Linked DNA regions of Homo sapiens: region 1 is linked to region 2. A link is a contact called in ENCODE Hi-C or POLR2A ChIA-PET data. All regions are on one chromosome and are shown on one strand. Each heading gives the region's core, a stretch centred on a gene start or an enhancer-like site at or near the end of the contact. The rest is flanking DNA. Distances are from core to core; before and after follow the strand shown.

Region 1 (6,238 bases), core at 1,492-3,991, 4.8 Mb before region 2:
TGGTGGTGCCTCTCCTCTCCTGGGAGGGAACACAAGATAGATGGAAAGCAGGTTTGTGGGAGATGATGACTTCAGTTTGATTTTCATTGAGCTGGAGATTCTTGTGGGATATGGGGTTGAGTAGGAGGTTGGACATAGATTTCTGGAGGTCAAGAGAGCACTCCAAGGAAATGATACAGATTTGGGAGGTATTAGAGACTGAGGCCATGGGAAGGGATGAACTCATCCAGAAAGATCCCACAGAGGGAGAAGAGGGGCCAAGACAGAGACCCGAGAGACATCATCTTAAAGGGAGGGCAGTGGAAGAAAAGCCAGTGAAAGAGATGCGAAAGAGACGGGAAAGGACTGGCCAGCAATATACGTGGAAAACAGGTGTGGTTTCATAGAGACCAAGAAATGCGGATCAAGAAGGAGGGGGCAGTCAACTATGCTGAACACAGCTAAGATAATTGGCAAAATAAAGACGGAAAAATATCTATTAAGATTTATGGACAAGATCATTGATGATCTGAAAGCCATTTTGGAATGGGTTGAGGAGAAGAAATGGAAACATAAGTATGGTCAATTCATCACAAAATTTGATTTTGAAAAGGAGGAGCAAAAGGAACAGTTGTGGGAGGGAAAATGGGGGAATCAAAGGAGGATTTTTTTAAATTTTAAAGATGGGGTCTCACCCTGTTGCCCAGGCTGGAGTGTAGTGGTGCAATCATAGCTTACTGCAGACTCAAACTCCTGGACTCAAGTGATTCTCTTGCCTCAGCCTCCTGGGTGCCACCACACCTGGCTAATTAAAAAAAATTTTTTTTTATGTAGAAGCAGGGTTCTCACCAAATCGCCCAGGGTGGTTTTGAACTCCCGACCTCAAGCAATCCTCCAGCCTTAGCCTCCCAAAATGTTGGGATTACAGGTGTGAGCCACTGTGCCCTGCTGGGAAGATATTTTCAAGATGAGAGAGACTTGAGGATGTTTTAGATGCCTGGCATTGGGTTTACAACTGGGAATAGCTTCAGCACCCATAATGGAAAGCCTATGAGTTTGTCTTGATAATCCCTTCAGATCGACTATGTCACCTTGGGCTGCCCACTGTGACAATTCTGTTTTCTGCATTTGCGATGCTTCTCTTTAGCGTCTCCAAGTAAGCTAGAACCTCCTACTTGCCCTTTCAGAACCTCATGGAGGCTAGTGGTCTGGGCAGTCTCAAAAATTCTTACAGTGATTCAGTTTTCCTGTTGGGTGGGGATGCCACCTCCTTTTCCATTGGATAAAGATGCTTGAAAGGAAAAAAGCTTTTTTGACATAGCGATCCATGTTGTCCCCATGCCCAGGGTTTACACATTCTGCTTCCAGAGTGTTAGGAAATAGATGAGTTGGAGAAATCCAGAAAACAAATAAATTGATTCTTGGCTTTTGGATTTTCAAAAGTAGGTTTGGCACTAGTCAAAAGATCTAGAAAATAACGTGAGCAGTGTGAGATTGTTTTTCCTGCTCGAAGAACAGATTTCCCAGGATTAGCAGGGAGAAGAAAGAGAGGAAGGAAGTGAGTTTGGATGTAAACATGTTATCGAGAGGAAAGGAAGCCCCAGGACCGCCAGCTTCAAATGGTCCGAGGTTTGCGGCTCTGAGAGAACGAGACCAGAGTTCAACCGCAAGCCTTGGCATGGCCAGAGTGTAGAAGAGTAGAAGTTACCACGTGTTGTGTTTAGGCCAGTGGCGGCTTAGGCGGTGCTCCTCCAAATTCCCCCAGCTGTAGAGCAGAAACCCCCACCCTCCTCTGCTCTTTGGAATGAGACAAAGCCCCAGTTTTCGTCATCTATAAAAGGAGAGTAATAAACCCTATTTAAGAGTAGCTGTAAGAATTAAATAAGATCACATAGATGAAAGCTCTTTTACACTGTCAAGCATTAAACAGACATAGGATTATTATTCTTTCAAAAATTATATACACACATAAAATTCAGCCTAGCAGAGAGGAGCATACATTTTTTTTTAGCTCCTTCCCAAACTGCTCACCTTGTTCAGCAGAGTGGGACACACACTGCGGTGGCCATGTTGGTTCTGATGAGCCCTTTCGATCCCATCCACCTCAGGCTTGTGGTGCTTTTCTTCTCTGCCAGTCCCACGTGTGCATATTATGATCTATACATGGTTGTATTTACACACTGATGTCTTGGTACTTACAACTGATAACTGATACCAAGATGATAGGAGGCGAAGTTTCTGTGGAGAGCAGGGCTAGATAAAGAAGTTTCGTGACCTTAAACTTTAAAGATTATGGTGATTACCACTACCTCTAATTAATAAATAGAAACAGTACTAAATCATAAAATATAACCAACTAAACTCTATTTTTCCCATTATAGCTTTATTGGTACTTCATCGAGACATCCAATTATTTTAAGAGTTTTTTTTTTTAAATTTTTCATGCTCTTTCTGGTACTAAAACCTGTGCTTACTATGCTGTCATCCTCAGACAGGAACCCAAAAAGGCCAAGTCGGGCTCGGCAGAAGCTTGAGTCTCGGTTTTTCCCCAAACCCTGGCTGTCAACACACAGATCTGTGTGAATGAGAAGCCCAGAACATTGGGTCGGGGTGGATCGAATGCAATGTTACCAGACAGAGCAGCAGCCGACGGCGCAAACTCATACCAACGTCACCCGAGCCTGCGTTAGCCCATAGCGACGCGGCAGCCTGGTTCCGGGGAGAACCTACCCGGGAGGCGGAGCTGGAAAGGGGTGAAGCCAGAGAGGGAGGGGGCGGGGCCAGGACTCAATTACACGCGAGAAGGGCGGGACCGGGTCCAGAGGCAGGAGCAAGGACAGACCCAAAAGGAGAAGCCAAAGGGTGGGCTCAAGCGCGCGGGGAGGACCAGAAAGGGGGCGAAACCAGAATGAGGGAGAATCTGGGGGTGGGCCGGGACTGGGCAGGGACTAGGAGAAGGTCCAGAAGGCGGAGGAAGCTGTGAGCCTTGGCCCATATCAGAAACCGGACAGGCCGGAGGGAGGAAAAAAGGGGCAGGGCCAGGGCCTGGAGGGAGGGTCATGGACGTAGGAAAGATTCAGGGGGCGGGACAGAGGCGTGACCAGGACTCAGAAGGCGTGCCCAAACATGGAAGGGCGGGAAGGGGCGTGGCTATGACATGAAGGCGGGGTTAGGCCTGGAGAGCGGCTCAGGACTAGGCTCTGAAGTCAGGGGGCGGGGAAGAGGCGTGCCCAAGCCGTGAAGCAGGGGCGGGGTTATAAAACGGGGGCGGGGCTAGGTCTGGAGGTCTGCTCAGGGGCTAGGCCAGGAAATCAGTGAGCGGGGAAGAAGGCGTGCCCAATTTGAAGGGCGGGTCAAGGGCGTGGTCAAAACATGGAAAGAGACTCGGGGCTACGCGTCTGGGCCGACCAGGGACGTGGCCAGGATTCAGGGGGCGGAGCAGGAGCGTGCCCACTTCGGAGGGCGGGGCGGGACAGGACAGGGGCGGGGCCAAAACACAGGAAGGGCGCAAGGCAAGGTCTGGGAGTAGATAGGGGCGTGGCCAGAAGTCGGCGGTCCGGGCTAGGTCTGGAGAGCGGCTCGGGGGCGTGACCAGGATTCAAGGGGCGGAGCGGAGGCGCGCTCAAACCCAGAAGGCGGGGCAGGGGCTGGTACAAGCCCAGGGAGCCGGGCGTGGGCGAGGGTGCAGCGGGGCCGACCCTAGCGGGCGGCGGACGGCGGACGGTCACAGGCGCTCCACGGCGGCGTGCAGAGGCTGCAGGCCTAGGAAGTGCAGGGCCAGGGCGAGCAAGCCGAGGAACAGCAGCAGCCTGAGCAGCAGGCGCAGGAGGGTCCGCGCCGTGGAGCCGCGGGGCCGCCGGGTCGTGGACTGCACGTATAGCTCCACGGCGTCGGCGAACCTAAACTTATCCGGCGCGTAGCCGAGCTGGGCGCGGGCCTTGGCTATCTGGAAGGTGTGCGTCACGGCCACGCTGCGCACCTGCGGGGACAGGCGGGGCATCCGAGGGCGGGCCTCGTGGGAGGAGGACATCCTCTACTTCGTTGTTTACGGAAAGGGAAAAGAGAGGGCAGGGATTTCCCCTCCATTACATAGTGATTTAAAAGGACCCGAGTGCAGCGTCTTGCTCCTGCGATGCCCTCATTAGAGAGGTCTTCCTTTCTTCCTTACATGTTCATTTTTATTGGAGGGTGCCGCCTTTGCGTCGCCCCCTCCAGCCCCGCTGAATTCGCACCCTATTTAACTCCTTGGTCCCTAAGAAGCAAAGGTCTCACCCCTACACTCATCTTCCCGGCCTAGCACGGTGCTGGGACTCAGGAGGCCCTTGATACATTCTTAGGCATCCGCTAGGAGAAGGTGAACGCCTGCCAGAAACATCTGCAGGAAACGACCTTGGCTTCCTGCCCCCAACCCCAGACCAACTGTGACCAGGAGGGCCCCAGTCGCAGCCTTCATGCCCTCGCTTATTAACTAAGCTTCCCTAAGAGAGGAATTCGATTATGCAGAACTGATTGCTCTCCAGGGTCTAAGCTGTGTTTCCCCTGCTGCCAGATGGCTTGGGGCCCACTGGTTTGAAGGGTAGTAATGATAGCTATCAGCAGTTAAGGAACACACACCCTGCATTTGGCCTGGACTAAATCCTTTCTATGCCCTACCTCATTTAATCCTCTCAGGTGGTACTAGCACTATCTGTTCTGTGCATACTTGGAAAAAGGTCAGAGAGGTTGAGTGACTTGCCTGGGGTCGCACAGGGGAGCCAGGTTCTAGCCTAATTTCTTCTCTGCTGTGCTGGCACCTGGAGATGTTCTCCCACCTGACTCATTTCTTCCTCTCTTTTTCCTCAGCCGGACCCTGGGGAAGAATCCACCAGCTGCTGGATTCTCCCATGGCATTGAAACAGCCCCTGGGGTCAAACCTGTGGTCTTGGATGCTTAATGGGGGGTGAGGAGAGAGGCCAGTATTTGTCCCTTTTTTTCCTAGTCAGTAAGTGCAGGGCTTTGGGGAGCACAGGAGTTGAGTTACGCTAGATAAGCAGGGTCCCTAATACACCTAGATGTCTCTAGATGTCACCTCTGGGAAGCTTTCTCTGACTTCCTCAGAGTTGGCTGAGGCGCCCCTTCTGTGTGCACTGGAGTTTCTCGCGATTTTCCCAAGAATGGCTCTAATTACAGTGTTGAGTTGCCTGGTTAGTGGGCTGTCTTCCCCTTTGAACTAGGAGCTCCCTAAGGGCAAGGACTATGTCTTCTTGCCTCCGTTGCTCAGCACAGTGCCTGGTAACATTTATGTTAAATGCATAAAAGGCTATAAAGTCAAACTGGAGGGCTGGTTGATGTGTCACAGATTGACCAGCAGAGGGTACCCGAGCCACAGCCAAGGAACTTCCACAGTTAAGGACATTGCCCCTGAGCTGAACAAGGAAATCCCCAAGTTAAACAAGAGGGAGAGGAGCCAAGTCCCTGCCTGACCACAATTCAGCTGCACCCTGGCAGCTATTTTATGTGGATGTGATTCCTGATGCATTTTCACAAGCTAATGGTTAAGCTTGAAATCACTGAGGTCTGGGTTCAAATCCCAGCTCTACCATTTAAGTGAGTGATCACGGGCAGGTTATTTCACTGTGTGTCTCATTTCCTCCTCTCTAAATGGAGAGGACAATGTTGTCTACAACTCAGTTAAATGAGATAAAGCACAGTGCCTGGCATACTGTCACAACTCAAGAGATTGTCAGTATCATCTTATTCTCTCCTCCACTGATCCGGATGGCTCAAAGGAGAAGCCATAGGTGACTACTTCTTTCTGTGGCCCATTCTCCACTCTCCCCCTCTGACTCCCCTTGTTAAAGAGCACTGAACATGGAGTCTGAAGCCAATTCCAGTATGGTGTGGCCTTGGACAAATAATTTTCCTAGTGCTCAATTTTTCATCATAAAATGGAGATCACGATTTTTTTTTGACCTTTTTAACTTAGCAGGGCATCAGAGACAATAAAACGAGAGTGGACTGGAAGTAATTTTTTTTTTTTTTTTAGATGGAGTCTTGTGCTGTCACCCAGGCTGGAGTACAATGGTGTGGTCTCAGCACACTGCAACCTCCACCTTCCAGGTTCAAGCGACTCTTCTGCCTCAGCATCCCGAGTAGCTGGGACTACAGGTATGTGCCACCACACCCAGCTAATTTTTGTATTTTTAGTAGAGACAGGATTTCACTGCGTTGGCCAGGCTGGTCTCAAACTCCTGACCTCAGGTTATCCACCCGCCTCAGC
Region 2 (6,734 bases), core at 2,192-4,691:
TGAATATGGATTCCAACAACAGCCCTTCAGAGAGCATTCTGCTTCTCTGTGATTTAAAACGAAACAAAACAAAAAATAATATTGGATGATCCAAGGTGCTGGTTTTATATGGCAGCTAATGAGATAGCAGGGCAAGTAACTGGAGAATGTATTGCTAACAGGCACAATAAATATAGCTATGATTATATATTAGCAGCCCTCAAATGGCCCATAATGCAGTGAGTACATGTGAGGTCAAGAACGTGTTAGAAAACAGATGTTTGTTGTTAGTCCTTATAGACCACACTTTTTAAAAGAAATACGTATTTGATGATTTATTATGATCAGACATTGTTGTAAGTGCTTTACAGATATTCGGTGAATCCTAATAACAGGCCTGGGAAGTAGGTATATGTCATTATTATTATTCCTACTTCGCATATGAGGAAACTGAGGCACCAAGATCTCAAGTAATTTGCTCAAGTTCAAACGGAAAATAATTGAGCCGGCATTTGTACACAGAGACTCTGATACAAGTTTCCATGTTCTTAGCCACTATTCTATGCTGAAGTCACACGGAAGAAGATAATGAATGGAAACGGATAATTGAATGCAAAATACCCACTTTCTCTTAAAAATGGGCCAGACCAGCTGTCCTTGGTCCTGAATTCGACAGGCCTTACCATTAATGGAACTTGTTCTTGAACATTAGCATTGGGAGAGTTGTAGTCCTCACACTGATGGAAGCTATCTAATGTATTCTGTCTGCCATTGACACTGTGCCCCTCTAACACCCTTTCCCCTAAACTGATTTTCTTTTACCATGTTGGAATGTGAGTAGTTTACTGTACCTGCTGAAAGCAAGGTCTTAATTAGCCTTAATTTTTGAAGTCTGCAGCTGTAAAATGTGTTGAAAAGATTGAAAAGATTAGTGCACTAGTAATAAGATAATTGTCCCTGAGAAATGCTGTTAGCATGTAAACACAGTTAGCATGTGAAATCAGAACAACTGTAATATTTCCCTCGTTTGGTGTTTAAAGATGCTCCTGCGTGAATAATTATAACTAAATGCAAAGTGCAGAGATGGGATGCTGCATGTTTTTCCTGTTATTCTTTCCTGCTTCTATCCCAGCTCAGAAGTAAAACTCTTAGTGGAATCTTGTCTGAAGCTAGCCTCCCCTCCCCCACAGCCATTTGAAATTAGTACCAAGAATGGGGCAACTTAGAACAGAGGGAATTCCAAAATTAGGGATACTCAGCAAACAAAATCTACAGATCCCATAGCAACTTTTTTTGGGGGGGTGTTGAATGAAAGAGACCACACATGCATACCTGTATGTGCATGTGGATGCTCACATATGTGTGTGTACACACATGCATATTCACACACATACACTCTCTCTTTCTTTCTCTCTGTCTCTTAATAAACAGAGCTGGAGAAAACTAGCCATGGCTATACACAGCAGAAGCAGATGTGATAAACCTCATTTTACCTTTTTAGACCTAGAAAGGTTGCAGTAAAATATGCTGCACCTGCCACCACATGAGGTCCTTCCTTCCTTCTGTGGAGTTTTTGCATCCTTTGATAAGTTGGAACATACTTCAATTTTATGAAATTAGTACGTATAGTACCTTCCTAACAGACCATAGCTCATCAGATATGCTACATATCCTATAAAGACTAACCTTTCTGCTTCCTCATCTCAGACATTAGCCAATCAGTAGGTTGAGCTTGTCTCCTTCTGCTGTGTCATTTATACCCCAAACTCTTCTTTATAGGGAGGACTTGCCTTGACTTACAGTCAGGAAAACATCCTACAGCTCAGAAGTTGGCTGAGTTCTCAGCATACATCTCTCAGATTCCACCTATAACATGAATTGGGTTTCCGTTGATTTTGGTTCAGCAAGAATTTACCAAGTGCTTTCTATGTGGCAGTCTTAGGACTTCATTAAGCATAAAAACAAAGAAGATAGTCCCTGGTCCTGGGGAAGTGGGACAAGTTGTCAAAAGTATGTAGCAGGGGCTGATGAGAAGACAGGACTCTCACCCCTATCCATGGGAGTCAACTTTGCTCTCTGCCTTGTATTCCTGGGTGTGCATTCATAGGTGCTTCTTGAGTTAAATTATTCTTGGACTTTGCAGCCACGTTACTTTACAACCTGTCTATGGTTCATATCCCGTCCTTCTCTCTAACCTCAGGTCCTCCAGCTGAAAGTGCTGGGCTTAGCTTAGGATCCACTAAACCAGAGATTACAAACACCAATGCCCACAGCAGCCACACTGGCAGCCGTAAGTGAAGGACATGTGTCTGGGGCGGGGACTGTGGCAAGCAGGAGGGCCTGTGACCCTTCTAAGGGAGATAGCTGCTTTCCAGTGCCAGAAAGGCAGTGCCTTAGGAAAATGCTGGATTTGTGTAGCTAGGTCTTCTGATTTTTCCAAAAAATGCCAGAACTTTGCAGTTTTATGGGAAACCTCCTGAATGTGAAGTATTGGCATCCTATGTAGGTTTTTGTTGTTCTTTTTAAAACATTGTGCAGGCTGAACAAACTATGCCTGAGCTGAATACTGCTTGTAGATTCCAGTTTCTGTTGGCCACCTCTGCAGTCAGCCCATGAAGATCGTGTTCTCAAAGTGCTGGCTAAACAGAGGCCACTGCTGAGTCACTAGGGTTGCTTCCCACCACTTCATGAACGTGTTCAGTGTGAGACCACACACTTTACCTTGCATCTTGTTTCTCCAGCTCTTTCTCATCCTGCCCTCCCCGCAGATGTCTCAATGAAGTCCCTGGGAAAGTAACACTTACTCTCCTGAATACAGCCTACAGTTCCACCAAGCGTGGCATGCATGTGAGCGAGGGTCCCCCAACCCCGCCCCACTGCAGAAGGCGTAGAAATGAAAGCGGATCGTTGTAAGCTTTGGATCCGCCAAATGGGACTTAGCACAGCGTCGTCTCCTGCGTGTTGATTATCAACTTGCTTGGGGGATCTCAGGCTCTTGCCTGACCTTGGCATGAGGTCTGGCAAATTTGGCTTTCTGGGTGTAGAATTGATCGTTTCAGAAACAAAGCCATTGAGACAGAGTTAAGGAGAGTCCTCTATTCACGGATGAAAGGAGCTCATTGTATAAAATTGGTGTGACCTGGACCCCCTTCCTCTGGCCCCCTCCTGTTGTTCCCTTCCCCCACAGCTGGGGCTTTGTAAGGGTCTCGCAGGATGTTCTATCCCAGGCCATACTTTCTTCCCATCTTCCTGTCTCTGAGGCTGCCCCGAACAGAAGGAGAGCTGGGCTTGGAGCCCCTTTGCACGTTTTTGGCTCCTCGGGCCAACTCTGTTGTCGTGGGTGATGAGAGCACTTCCTTCCGAGAGAGCTAGGAGAAAAACAGCCAGGCTGTTCACAGGCAGCTGCCCAAGGCGGCTGTGCAGGAAGAGAAAACAGTGGGTGCTAAGAACCTCTTCCTGTTCTGCCTTCTGCACGGGCACCTCCCTTCTGGGTCACGGCCCTGAAAAGTCAAGACTGTTGAGCTAGAGGAAGATGGTCCTGTGTGTATTAACCTCAGTGCTCAACTTCCTGATGGATTATTTGAGTTTTTCTGTTTCTGCTGTGAAGTCACGGGATCCCGAATTTTTCTTCTTGAGGTTGGCGGGTGAGGGTTGGAGTCATGTTCATGGGGTAACATGGTACCTTCCTTTGTGGGGGAGGGGTAAGGTATGGTGGTGAACAGATAGGAAGGTCATAAACTTAGATGCTTTCAGGGCTCAGCCCAGGTGGGCAGGGTGGGGTTGTGGCAAACAGAAGGGGATGTGCCTGCCTTAAGTGGACCTGCCTACCCAGTGGGTCAGATCTTTCCACATTTCACGAAAAGCCACAAATCAGAATATCATGATTTCACCCTAAATTTTAAATGCTGGCACCTAATTTTAAAAAAAGTATTGTTCAAAAATTAGCCAGGCTTAGTAGCATGTGCCTGTAATCCCAGCTCCTCAGGAGTCTGAGGCAGGAGAATCGCTTGAACCCGGGAGGTGGAGGTTGCAGTGAGCCGAGATCACGCCACTGCACTCTAGCTTGCGTGACAAGCAAAACTCCATCTAAAAAAAAAAAAAAAAAAAGAAGTATTTTTGTGCACCATGCAGATCACACCATACCACATCCAAGCATTTTGGTTACCTTTTTTTCTTTTTTTTTTTAAACCTCTCTGAAGATATTAAGGTTAAATGGGCCTGGCTCTGTGGCTTTCAACCAAGTCTTTGAAACTCTCTGAGCCTCAGTTTCCTCCTATATAAATTAGGAACAGTACTACAGGGTATTCATAATCCAGGAACAAGGAAATACTTAATGTCATCAAGAGAAAAAGCAAACTGGGCACACTGACTCTTGCCTGCAATTCCAGCAATTCGGGAGGCCAAGGCAGTAGGATCACTTGAGACCAGGAGTTCAAGACCAGCCTGGGCAACATAGGAAGACCCCATCTCTACAAAAAATGAAATATTAGCCAGGCGTGGTGGCACAGGCCTGTAGTCCCAGCTACTTGGGAGGGTGAGGTGGAAGGATTGCTTGAGCCCAGAAGTTCAAGGCTGTGGTGAGCCATGATTACATCACTGCACTCCAATCTGGGCAGCAGAGCAAGACCCTGTCGTTTTTTTTTTTTAAAGTAAAAACCAAAAAAAAAAAAAAAATCTATCTATCCAGTCTTTATGGCCTTCTGGGAACAGCCACTTCATGAGGATAGAATGTGGGTTTATTGAAGTAATGCTCATAAATGGTGAATTATGGTATCTCATAAGGACTTAACCAATGATAGCGGTCTACTGGGCGCTGTCATCAAGGCTGTCATCTTCATTGTCACTATCGTTTCATTAAGAAATATTAGAGGAGGTTGAGGGGACAGGCTGCAGGCAGAGTCCCTCCCCTGCTGAAGCTTTCTGACTCCATCCTGACTCTAAATGTAGAAGGCCCATCCGTCCCCTGCAGGGCCACCTTCCAGCCAGGTGTTCTCATCGTCTCTCTTCTGTCCTAGGAAGGCAGCTCTACATCCCGAGCTGTAGCCTGGGACTGCAAAGCTCTCCACTCCCCACCTCCTGGGATCGTTTTTTCCGCCCCCCGTGGTTTGTGTCGGCAGTTCTGTGTGTGGCCTCTTGGAGTCATTCCAGACGCGAAGCACTGCTGAATCACAGTTTTCCTGTATCTTCGACAATAGATGTCCTGGTCAGAGGCTCTTGTGAAGGAGCAAAAGAGGAGGAAGTGAAGAAAAGCAGGGAGGGATGTGCATAGAAATTTATTTTGGCAAAATGGGATGAACTCCAGATTTGGTATCAAAAAACTGACATTCTACACTGAATTTTAATCCAAACTGTGTGTGGCCCTTAGGAAATAGGCCTTTCCTCCTGGATCTCCCATGCCTCACCAAACAGTGATGGGTTTGATTCAGGTCAGGGACGGACATCTAGGGAAACTGGAATCTATTAATAATATCTGCTCCTCGGGCCGTATTGAGAATTTGAGGCCAGGTGGACTGCTTAGTAACAGCTGCCTCGGGCAACTTATTGTGAATTCGCTGCATAACTGGTCTGCACCTCTAAGTGCTTTTCTTGAACTCACGATTTTGGATTCTGGAGCTCAAATATGAACTATTTTCCTGTGGAACAGAGATCTCACCCAGCAGTCCCAGAAGTCACATAGTATCATTGGAACTCCAGACAATGTCTGTGGGACACTTGGCAGTATTGGTTCCAGTTGGGCCACCTGCCATCTTGGTGACCACAGCAAGTGGGTGCAAAATTGATAGGTGCTGCGGCCTGTGCCTGGGAAAAGCTAATTATCGGGATGAATTATAGATGTGGCGTGTGTTCCCAGCTCCAGGAGGATGTGTGTTCAAACACAGCCTGGGTGGCCACCTTTAGAAAGATTTGCGGCATGGTGGGATTTAGCCAGCACTTCCTGTCTGGGCCATGTCGGGTAACGGCTGCCTTCTTGGCACGTGGCAGGTCTTGTTTATGGTCTGAGATGCCTCTGAGCTGTGAAAAGCAAAACACTGTAAAGTGTCGCCAATTGTCTTCTAAGAGGAACTAACATTGGTGGCCCACCCACTCTGTCAGGACTGAGCCGGGCTCTGGTAGAACATCTCAGTCAGTGCTCCACAATGAGTGTGAGAGGATCATGGTGATGATTATTACCATTAACCACTGGAAAAAGCAAAGTAGTCGACCTGAAGACTCGCAGCAAGGAAATGAGAACATCTAGTATGAGGAGCATCTGATCCAATTCAGTGCTCCTTATGGCTTCTTAGTGCCAGATGCTGATAGAACCAGGAACTGTGGTTTAATGATTCCAGTTCAAGATGTGGTTGTACCACTGGGAAGCAGGGTAGCTTAGTGGTCCAAAAGGATGCCCTGTTTCAAATCCTGGCTTCACCACCCACTAATGAATGAGTTTGAAAAAATTACTTCTCCTTTGAGCCTCAATTACACCATCTGTAAAATGGGGCTTTTGGTGCCTGCCTCCTGGAGTTCTTGTAAGGTTGGTTTGTTTGTTTGTTTGTTTGTTTTAAGACACGGTCCCAGTCTGTCACCCAGGCTGGAGTGCAGTGGCACTATCTTGGCTCACTGCAGCCTCTGCCGCCAGGGTTCAAGCTGTTCTCGTGCCTCAGCCTCCTGGGTAGCTGGGACTACAGGTATGCACCAACACGCCCAGCTAAGTTTTATATTTTTAGTAGAGATGGGGTTTCACCATATTGGTCAGGCCAGTCTCGACCTCCTGA

What was found. Hi-C counts contacts between places; a loop is a spot of excess contacts on that map. ChIA-PET counts read pairs that join two places held with the same protein, here RNA polymerase II (POLR2A). Pooled maps may share reads with other maps.
Region 1: a map of naive thymus-derived CD4-positive, alpha-beta T cell shows a loop between it and region 2 (18-fold over the local background). The contact joins two enhancer-like sites. A Hi-C loop is called at or near these places in 2 of 168 maps with a recorded cell type or tissue (both naive thymus-derived CD4-positive, alpha-beta T cell) and 5 of 50 pooled maps. POLR2A ChIA-PET finds 5 or more read pairs at or near these places in 1 of 52 experiments (T-cell).

The regions. Positions count from the first base shown.
Region 1 is chr16:22,187,859-22,194,096 of GRCh38, reverse strand. SDR42E2 (short chain dehydrogenase/reductase family 42E, member 2) reads right to left here. Exons shown (of 13, transcript NM_001394319.2): 13 at 2,346-3,958. The coding sequence ends at 3,704. LOC124903666 (a long non-coding RNA gene) reads left to right here and starts at 6,085. Exons shown (of 2, transcript XR_007065028.1): 1 at 6,085-6,126. RefSeq lists enhancers at 2,391-2,450, 2,951-3,030, 3,286-3,785 and silencers at 3,491-3,590, 3,731-3,780, 3,871-3,960. Within about 2 kb of position 2,741, at least 41 of the 41 ENCODE cell types and tissues checked have a DNase peak (open chromatin) inside an H3K27ac peak, as active enhancers do.
Region 2 is chr16:17,366,483-17,373,216 of GRCh38, reverse strand. The region is part of intron 1 of XYLT1 (xylosyltransferase 1); the gene reads left to right. Among named protein-coding and RNA genes, the nearest start is that of XYLT1, 100 kb to the left of the region's middle. RefSeq lists an enhancer at 3,542-3,631. Within about 2 kb of position 3,441, at least 23 of the 41 ENCODE cell types and tissues checked have a DNase peak (open chromatin) inside an H3K27ac peak, as active enhancers do.